2 separate regions of the Mus musculus genome follow, and region 2 is linked to region 1. Evidence: chromatin contacts called from ENCODE Hi-C or POLR2A ChIA-PET data. All regions are on one chromosome and are shown on one strand. Each heading gives the region's core, a stretch centred on a gene start or an enhancer-like site at or near the end of the contact. The rest is flanking DNA. Distances are from core to core; before and after follow the strand shown.

Region 1 (4,070 bases), core at 652-3,151:
AAAAACATTAGTTATAAGATTTCTGTAAGCAGCTCTCGAAAATCAAGTAGATTTGGAAAATGGCATCTAAAGTCTTAGAAACCCCGTGTCAGAGCGGGTGTAGCCCTGAGGTAAAGCATCCTGCCCAGCTTGCTGGAGGCCTGGTCCAGATCCTCAGCCCTACAAGCAAGAATGCCTATAAAAAGGTAGGAACACTGACTTCCAATGTGCACTCCCAGCGCATTATCTACAGGCCACATTCAGTTTTAGTGGTAGTTCTAATAGCTCAGGCAGAGAAAAGAAACCTATCACTTGTGAAGTTAAGTCCTCTTACTCTACAGTGTTTCTCAAGGTTCTCACTGCAGAAACTGTGCAATGGTTCTCTCATAAGTATTCACATGAATTGGAAATAACATCTTTAGGCTTATTAAGCTTCTGTCTAAGTATTTATGAGCACCATATGTGTGTCCATGGTGTTTAGAAGAGGGGTTGTATCCCCTGGAACTGGAGTTACAGGTGGTTGTGAATGTGGGTGCTGAGAACTGAACCCAAGACCTCTGCAAGAGCAACTCTGCAAGAGCAACAAGTGGTCTTAACCGAGGAGCATCTCTCCTGCCCCAAACAGTATCTCTTTAACTATACACACTCGACACTCAAAACACCACTAACCCAACATAAAACTGTACACTAATTCATACTGATCAATGGACTGACTTTAACAAGGACCCAAGTTCCATTATGTTCCTCTCCTTCAGTAAAAGTTCCTATTCAAAAAGGCATTTAAACGCTGCTCAATAAATTGTGATTTCCCTACTTTTGAAATGTGTAAAATATGCCTCAGCCAAAACACACTATTCAGCGTTATTGTTATATAGCACATGCAGTTCTATCAGTCCAGATTTTATTTATATTTAAAGTTCCGTTAAATTTAGAGATAAACATAATTTTTCCTCCAAACCGAACTGCTTTGTCCACCAAACTACCAATTTCAAGATCCCTAAAAACAATAGGTGCAAAAAGACTGTTCTGATCTTTTACAGCACTACCGTTTGGTTACAATTTCTCATCTTCCAATCCGACATCGATGGAGATGTGAAACAGAACCAGAGGAGGGACCGCATGCGCTTATAATTTCGGTAAGCAACAGTGTTCGAGCAGTGCCACATCGACCCGAGGCCCTCGCTGCGCTGTCTGCTAGCAAGTAAAGCTGCTTTTTCTATGTAACTTAAGTCCGTGCCCTTCCGCTGCAGCAGTGGCGCAGCACATCCCCCACCCCCGCGGCCACTTCCGTGTTTACACTCCTCTTCCCTCCAATTCCATGCGTACATTGTCAGCTTCACTCCCGCCCAATCTTCATTGGCCCGGCTCGGGCCCGTGGTCCCGCCCCCAGAAATCAACGTTCTTATTTGGAACAGCTCAGGGCGCAGATTGGAACCTCGGGCCTGTCAATCGCGCGCGTTCTGTCCTCTCCCAGGCGCTTCCGCTATGGTGGGAGGTTTGGGGGAGGGGAAAGGGGGCAATGCCGAGCCGAGACTTCCCCGGGGCCAGGACGCCCTCCCGCCCGCCCCGCTCCCCGCTTTCATCTTACTGTGGACCAAAATAAACGTCCCCCTCCGCTGTCCCGCAGCCCCGGGCCGGCTGCGCGGAATACACCCGGTGTCCTTCCCGTCCACCCTCAGTCACCCGCCCCACGAGGGAAGGAAGGGCAGCAGCCCGGTTCCCCCACGGCCGCCGTTAGCCGCGGCGGGGAGGTGCCGGGTCGGCGGCGTCCCACTCGGCACCGGGAAGTGGCCTCGGGACCGTTACTCGGGCGCCGCTCCGGGAGGGACGAGGCGGGAGGCCGGGCGGGCGCGTTTTGGCGGGTAGCGCCCGGGGGGGCCGCGGCGTCCATGCGGAAGTGGCGGCTATAGGAAGTGAGAGGCGAGGGCGGCGGGCGGCCAGCGCCCCCGGCCGCGGGCAGGGGCGGCCCTCTCGGCCGGACAGCGTGGCAGGCGGCGGGGACAACAGCTCCGCTCACTTCCTGGTTCCCCGGCAACTGGGGCGAAGCGCGCAACTCGCCCGCGCCGACTCCCCAACTTAGCCGCGGCTCCGCGCCCGGCCCCTGCCGCTGCCGCTGCTGCGCCGCCGCCGCCGCCGCTCTCCCCGGAGCGACAGCCCGGATCCGAGGCAGGTTACTCTCCAAGGTGATCACTTCCTGATTTGTCGCCTCCATTACTTCATTCACTCCCCCCTCTCCGCGGCCGCCCGGCTGCCGGAGACGGACACCGGACCCGGGGCGCTGACCGCCCCGGGGGACGCTCCCCGCCCGCCGGGCGCCCCCTCGCCCGCTGCACCGATGCACGGGAGAAAAGTTCCCCTGTGCTTACCGGCCCGGATGAGCAGATCCAGCTGGTTCGTGGGTCCCTCATGCAGAGACGTCGCCATGTTTATCCCGGGGCTGGAACTGCTGCTTCACATTGACTTACACCCTGAGCGGCGGCGACAGGGGAGAAGGCGGAACCCGCGGCCGGAGACACACGCCGTGCGGGCGGCACACACTCACGCACTCGCACACACTCCGACGCCCGGATCCTTGCGCGTCCTCCGACAGGAAGCGGCGGCCGGCCCGCCTCCCGCCGCCGGGCTCAGCAGCCCCACCACCTAACGGCAGGGGCGGCGGCGGCCCCGGCTGGCAACGCGATCCTTCCGCCCCGCGCCCAGACAGGAAGTCAGTCCCGGGCGCCGGCAGCCGGCGGCCGCACGGACACCTGAGGCTGGGGAGCCGCAGGCCGCCCTCGGGGACGCGGGCCTCGCCTCGGCAGGAAGAGGCGCGCTTCACGTTCTGCGGAAGCGAAGTCTGCAAATGTCCCCTCTGGAAAAGAGCCATGAATCAAATTTTTCTTCCTAGAAAAGACCTCATACCTAGTCCCGCAGCTGTACACGGAGGTGGCTTTTTAACTTGGGTTGGCCTTCCCGGCGCTTATGCAACATACAATCAGTTCAGTCGAAAGAACTGCACTTTAAAAAACTTGTACCTAGAAAATATTCTAGAAGCATCACTAAGGAAGTCAGGAGTCTCCAACTACTTCAAAAACTGACTTGGTCCTGTCTTCTCGACAGAAGTCAGAGTACACTAGACAGGTAATTAGTAAACAGAAAAGAGCCGCCCGGCAGCCTCGGGGAGACTGGAGTCGCTGGGTTTGCTGGTCATGAAATTCGTGTGCCCTCTCTTGTATTTGCTTGACTTGGACAAATGAACGTATTCGTTCATAGCTTAAAGATATCTTCAGACAGCTTTTAAAAAACTCGTTTACCTTGAAACTGGCCTTACAAATACACACTGTAACAGGAAAGGAAAATAATGGCCAATTAGTGGCTATAAATTAGTGGAAATACAGGGAATAAGACCTAATTAAATGCCTTGCCTGTTTCAGAATTTCTTAACATAAAAACTGAAATAAAATGTCATTCCGAAGTTATTTGACACACGTTTTATGTAAAATGCACCTCCAATACATTTTATTCTTCGTTCAATAAAAGTTGCTGAATAAAAAGTAATCATCTGTAATGGTAGGGTTACAGATTTTATCTCAATTAACTGCATATAAATAAAGTTTGACAGTAATATAACGCGATATGGTTTTATAAGTTTACCCAGCACCATTAGATGGGTTTACCTAAGACTGCCAAGCATAGGTCAAAAGGAGTCAGCTAACTGATAGCTTTTATTTTTTTCTACTATCATTTTGAAATAAGAATCTCCCATTGACAGGCAGCATCTTTTAACAGTTTCTGTATCAAGAAAGATAAGGAATGCCAAAGGGTAATTGGATGGCTGTAGGCAGATCAATGAAACCGATAACAAATCAGAATTTCTGCTCCAGTAGCACATTTTCCATGTATTCTATTTAGTAAGGAAATGGAAACCGAAGGGGTGTGTGTGGTGTGTAGGTGGTGTGTAGGTGACAAGTCAATGGCTTAAGGACAATAAAACAGATTTCTCAATATAGGACCAGCTTGAAGTCTGACAACTTAGCTGACTGCATTTTAGGTATCTCGGAGGCAACGTGTATGTGTATAAGCTTGCGTGTGTGTGTGTGTGTGTGTGTGTG
Region 2 (4,070 bases), core at 872-3,371, 210 kb after region 1:
AGCACAGGTAACCAGCCACATGGCAGAATGTAGGCTAGAATAAACGGGATATTTTAATTTATATCTAATCAGAGAAGAACCTAGCTATATGGCCAAGATATTTGCAGATATATTTTGAGTCTGAGTCTTATTTCTGGAAGGAGTAACCAGGGCCCAACCACAATGTCCCACAGTGCAACACCAAAATGTTTATAAACAGTACAGTTCCTTGTATCACTTCTTCATGCCTCGGGTCTCCCATGGAGGCAGAAAAAGCCCAAGGGCCAGGTGTTTCCTGAGAGCACACAGAGTTGCTTTACAGAAGTGCTATGCACTGACGAGATTTAGAGAGTCTATTCAAGCATCCATGTCCACTCATTTCCACTCAAGTGAAAGAATGTTCATTGTGTTAAATATAAGCATTTTTCCTTAGTGGGAGAGAAAGAAGGCCTCTGTCTTAGTTATTCTTCTATTGCTATAGCGAAACACCATGACCAAGACAACTTAGAAAATAAAGCATTTAATTGGGGGCTTGCTTACATTTTCAGAGGGTTAGTCCATGATCATCATGGCAGCAGCCAGGCTGAACTTGAATCATGATTATCCTCCTGCCTCAGCATGTACTATTATATCATGCAGTTCTACATTTTCAATGGAACTTCAATAGGACCCAAGTCTCAAAATGAAATGTTTAAAATGCCCAGGATGTAAGCCCAATTACTAAGCATTCAAAGAATGCGGGAAATCTCAGTCCTCCTAGGAAAAATGCTGCCAACACTGCACACAGATGGTGAAATTATCTCATGAACTATTAACCATTTAATGGAGGTTAATTCTCATTTGTCTCATGTCTGTAAATTCAGGCAAAGTGATCAACAGCTTTCTTCCTGGGCTCTTTTCTAGGGATATTTGTATAGCAATCGTTTTTTGCGTGATAAAAAATATTTTTTTCTTCTTGTTCTAGGGGGAGTCTTGTTTGGTCTCCAGGATGAGAAAAGGCACCATCACTCTTCTGGATGAAGCTGGACAGATTCAGAGACCATTTATGAAATACCCGTTTCCTGCAGAGCATTTCCTGTAATGCTACCACTTACATCGGACAGACATCACCTTGGCCTCATGGCATCACTTGGGGAATGGGGTATACTCTGCCTCTCTGAGAAGGTGCCTTTTCTTTCTCACCTAGGAGTTTCATTGACAGTTCATCAACTGGCACTGGAACTTGTTGACTTACAAAGTTAACATGTCAGATCCTTCAGAGTTGACTCCAAAACGTCTCCATGTAACCACTAACATACTGTTCCAGCCTTCTCAGTACTGGGATTATAGGCATGTGGTATTACATTCAGCTTAAGTGGTACTTATTTTTAATTTTAAACCAATGGTAACATTCAGCCAGGCATAGTCTCACACCTGTAACCCTAGTATTCAGGAGACTAAGACAGGATTCCCACAAAAATCAGAGCCAGCCTGGATACACAGTGAGGTTCTAGGCCAGCTTTAGCTACAATATGAAAATCCTGGGGGGGGGGGGCTGGATAGGAAAGAAGGGAATAAGGAGATGGTTCTAAATTTGGATCCCCAGAACCCAAGGCAATGCTGAGCAGGCATGGAAGACCTCCTGTAATTCCTACCTTGGAAGATGGAGACAGAATCCCCAGAGCAAGTTAGCTACCAAGACTAGCTCTATGGAATGAGCTCTGGGTTTGACTGAGAGATCCTGCCTCAAGGAGACCTGGCTGTCCTGGAACTCTATGGAGTTGAAGAGAATCACAGAGATTTAAGACTTGTGTTGCTCAAACCAGCCGAAAACAATTTGTCTCTTTTACAAAACAAACTGAGCGGGTCGTGGTAGTGTACACTTTTCATTGCAGCACCGGGAAGGCAGAGGTAGAGGAGAGTCTCTACGGCCAAGATCAGGTTCAGGAGCTGAGTAGCCTCTCACCCTCCTGCCCACGCCGTTCCGCCCCGCTCCACGGAGGCCCGGAGGAAGCGGTGAGCACAGGGGATGCTCAGAGCCCAACTCCAAGCCCCAACCCCGGCTGCGACCAGGCGGCCACGACGCCACTGCGCCGCCGCCTCTCGCGAGACCACAGCCGGGCCGCGCCTCCTTCCTCTCCGCTGTCTCTCTCTCTCTCCCCGCCCCCGGGGGCTGCGCAGCTTCCTCCAGAGCTCGGGAACCTCGGACGTGGCGAGGCGGTCAGAAGGCTGGAGCGCGGCACATAGAGGTCCCTCGGGCGGACCTTCTGAGCCGCAGTCCAGCCAGGGAGCGCCGACGCATCTTTCCAGGTACACCGCACCGACTGGCGGAGGCCTACTGCGCGTGCGCCGGGGCCTTAGCGGGGCGCCACACCTGGGTGGGCAGGGGCTGCTCGCGCACGCGCGCCGCGGTGCCCGCGGGCTGTGGGGAGTTGGGCGTCGTTTGTCACTGCTAGGGAGCGCTGTCGCTGGCGTGGCGTCATTCCCGCGGCTTCTGTGCTCCGGCTCAGCTCGGGGCGGGGCGGGAGGATGACTTCGGAGATGGAGTCGTCGCTGGAGGTCAGCTTCTCGTCCAGCTGTGCGGTGTCAGGGGCGTCTGGGTGTTTGCCTCCCGCCCGCTCCCGCATCTTCAAGATCATAGTGATCGGCGACTCGAACGTGGGCAAGACGTGCCTGACTTACCGCTTCTGCGCCGGCCGCTTCCCCGACCGCACCGAGGCCACGATCGGGGTGGACTTCCGAGAGCGAGCCGTGGATATTGATGGAGAGCGCATCAAGGTGAGCCGGTGGGGCGGGGACGCTGTCTCAGCGGAGTGCCGCTCCTTCTTGGCAGGTGTCGGGACCTCACCCTGGGTCTGGGCAGGAGTGTGCGGTGCGCCCCATGGCGTGGGAAAGTGTGTTTGTATCTATCAAACTTCTGAGGCATTGTTCCTCCACCTCTAATGTACATCAGGTTTACCTGGGACTTCTTGTTTTTCAAAAAAGCACGTTCTGATTTGATAAGCTCCCCTATAACGCACATGCAATGAGTCTGTGGACCGACCACACTTTGAGTGACAGAGGTGTAGGGGGCGGTCACCCCCCCACTCCCACCCCCATTGCTTGAGTGAGAGTTTTGGGCTGGGAATCTGGGTGGTGGTGGTGGTGGGGTATAACCGGAAGAAACTCAGAAATTTTTCAAGCATAGAAAATTCCGTTATAAGTCGGGCCTGGGGGAACACTTCTTAAATCTCAGCACTCTCACAGAGACCAGGATCTCTGTGTTTGAGATCAGCGTGGTCTAATTAGTTCCAGGATAGACAGGGCTCTCCTGGATAGACAGAATACACAGAGAAACCCTGTCTCAACCAAACAAACCTCAAACACCCCAATTTAACAACAACAACAACAACAACAACAACAAAACCTCCGTTATATCTAGGAATTCTTTTGAGCATTGCACAGATGCTAAGTATTGTGGGAGTAAAACCTGTTGCCTTTGAGGCGTTTTCTGTATGATAACCAATTTATCTAGGGGGAAAAAAATCTGTTTTCTCATTGAGGCATTTATATGTGATGGTTCTTAGGTGGTTTGCCAACATCATATCTCTTGTTGCAAAAACAGACCCTCTCCCAGGTAGCTACTGAGACTTTGTAATCATAGTAGGAAGTCTAAGGCAGCCAGGTTGGGATTCTGAAGGGTTGGGTTCCTCAACTGCAGAATAATGATCCTTGACAAGTCAGGGGCCTCCTGATGCTGTAAACCTCGGCACTGTTGCGAAACTACTAAGGGTTACTTAATACTACTCCTTAAAACATATGAGATGGAGGTGTGTGTGTGGGGGGGGAGCACCCGTGTCTTTAACTCTAGTATTCTGGGAGATAGAGGCAAGTGGATTTCTGTGCGTTCAAGGCAGTCTGGTGTATATAGTTAGTCCCAGGACAACCAGGGAGACTACAAACTGCCCCCCTCCCCACATATGAAACCTGGGACCACCCACCCCCTTAAGCAACTGTTTTACATTGCAGTCTCCTACATCAGTCTACTCAGAAGAGGTTTGATTTGCCCCTCCTCCCCTTCTTCCCTTGAGGCGTCGTGTTTCCGTTTCTATACTCACCCTTTCCTCAAAGAG

What was found. A loop is a pair of places that touch in the nucleus more often than their neighbours do. ChIA-PET counts read pairs that join two places held with the same protein, here RNA polymerase II (POLR2A).
Region 2: a map of heart shows a loop between it and region 1 (2.8-fold over the local background). The contact joins the promoter of Rab33b here to the promoter of 4930577N17Rik in region 1. A Hi-C loop is called at or near these places in 1 of 37 maps with a recorded cell type or tissue (heart). POLR2A ChIA-PET finds 5 or more read pairs at or near these places in 1 of 5 experiments (Patski).

Annotation. Positions count from the first base shown.
Region 1 is chr3:51,274,860-51,278,929 of GRCm38, forward strand. It overlaps 4930577N17Rik (RIKEN cDNA 4930577N17 gene), which reads left to right and starts at 1,902. Exons shown (of 1, transcript NR_073429.1): 1 at 1,902-3,548. The region is part of intron 4 of Elf2 (E74-like factor 2); the gene reads right to left.
Region 2 is chr3:51,481,845-51,485,914 of GRCm38, forward strand. Rab33b (RAB33B, member RAS oncogene family) reads left to right here and starts at 2,122. Exons shown (of 2, transcript NM_016858.2): 1 at 2,122-2,736. The coding sequence starts at 2,488.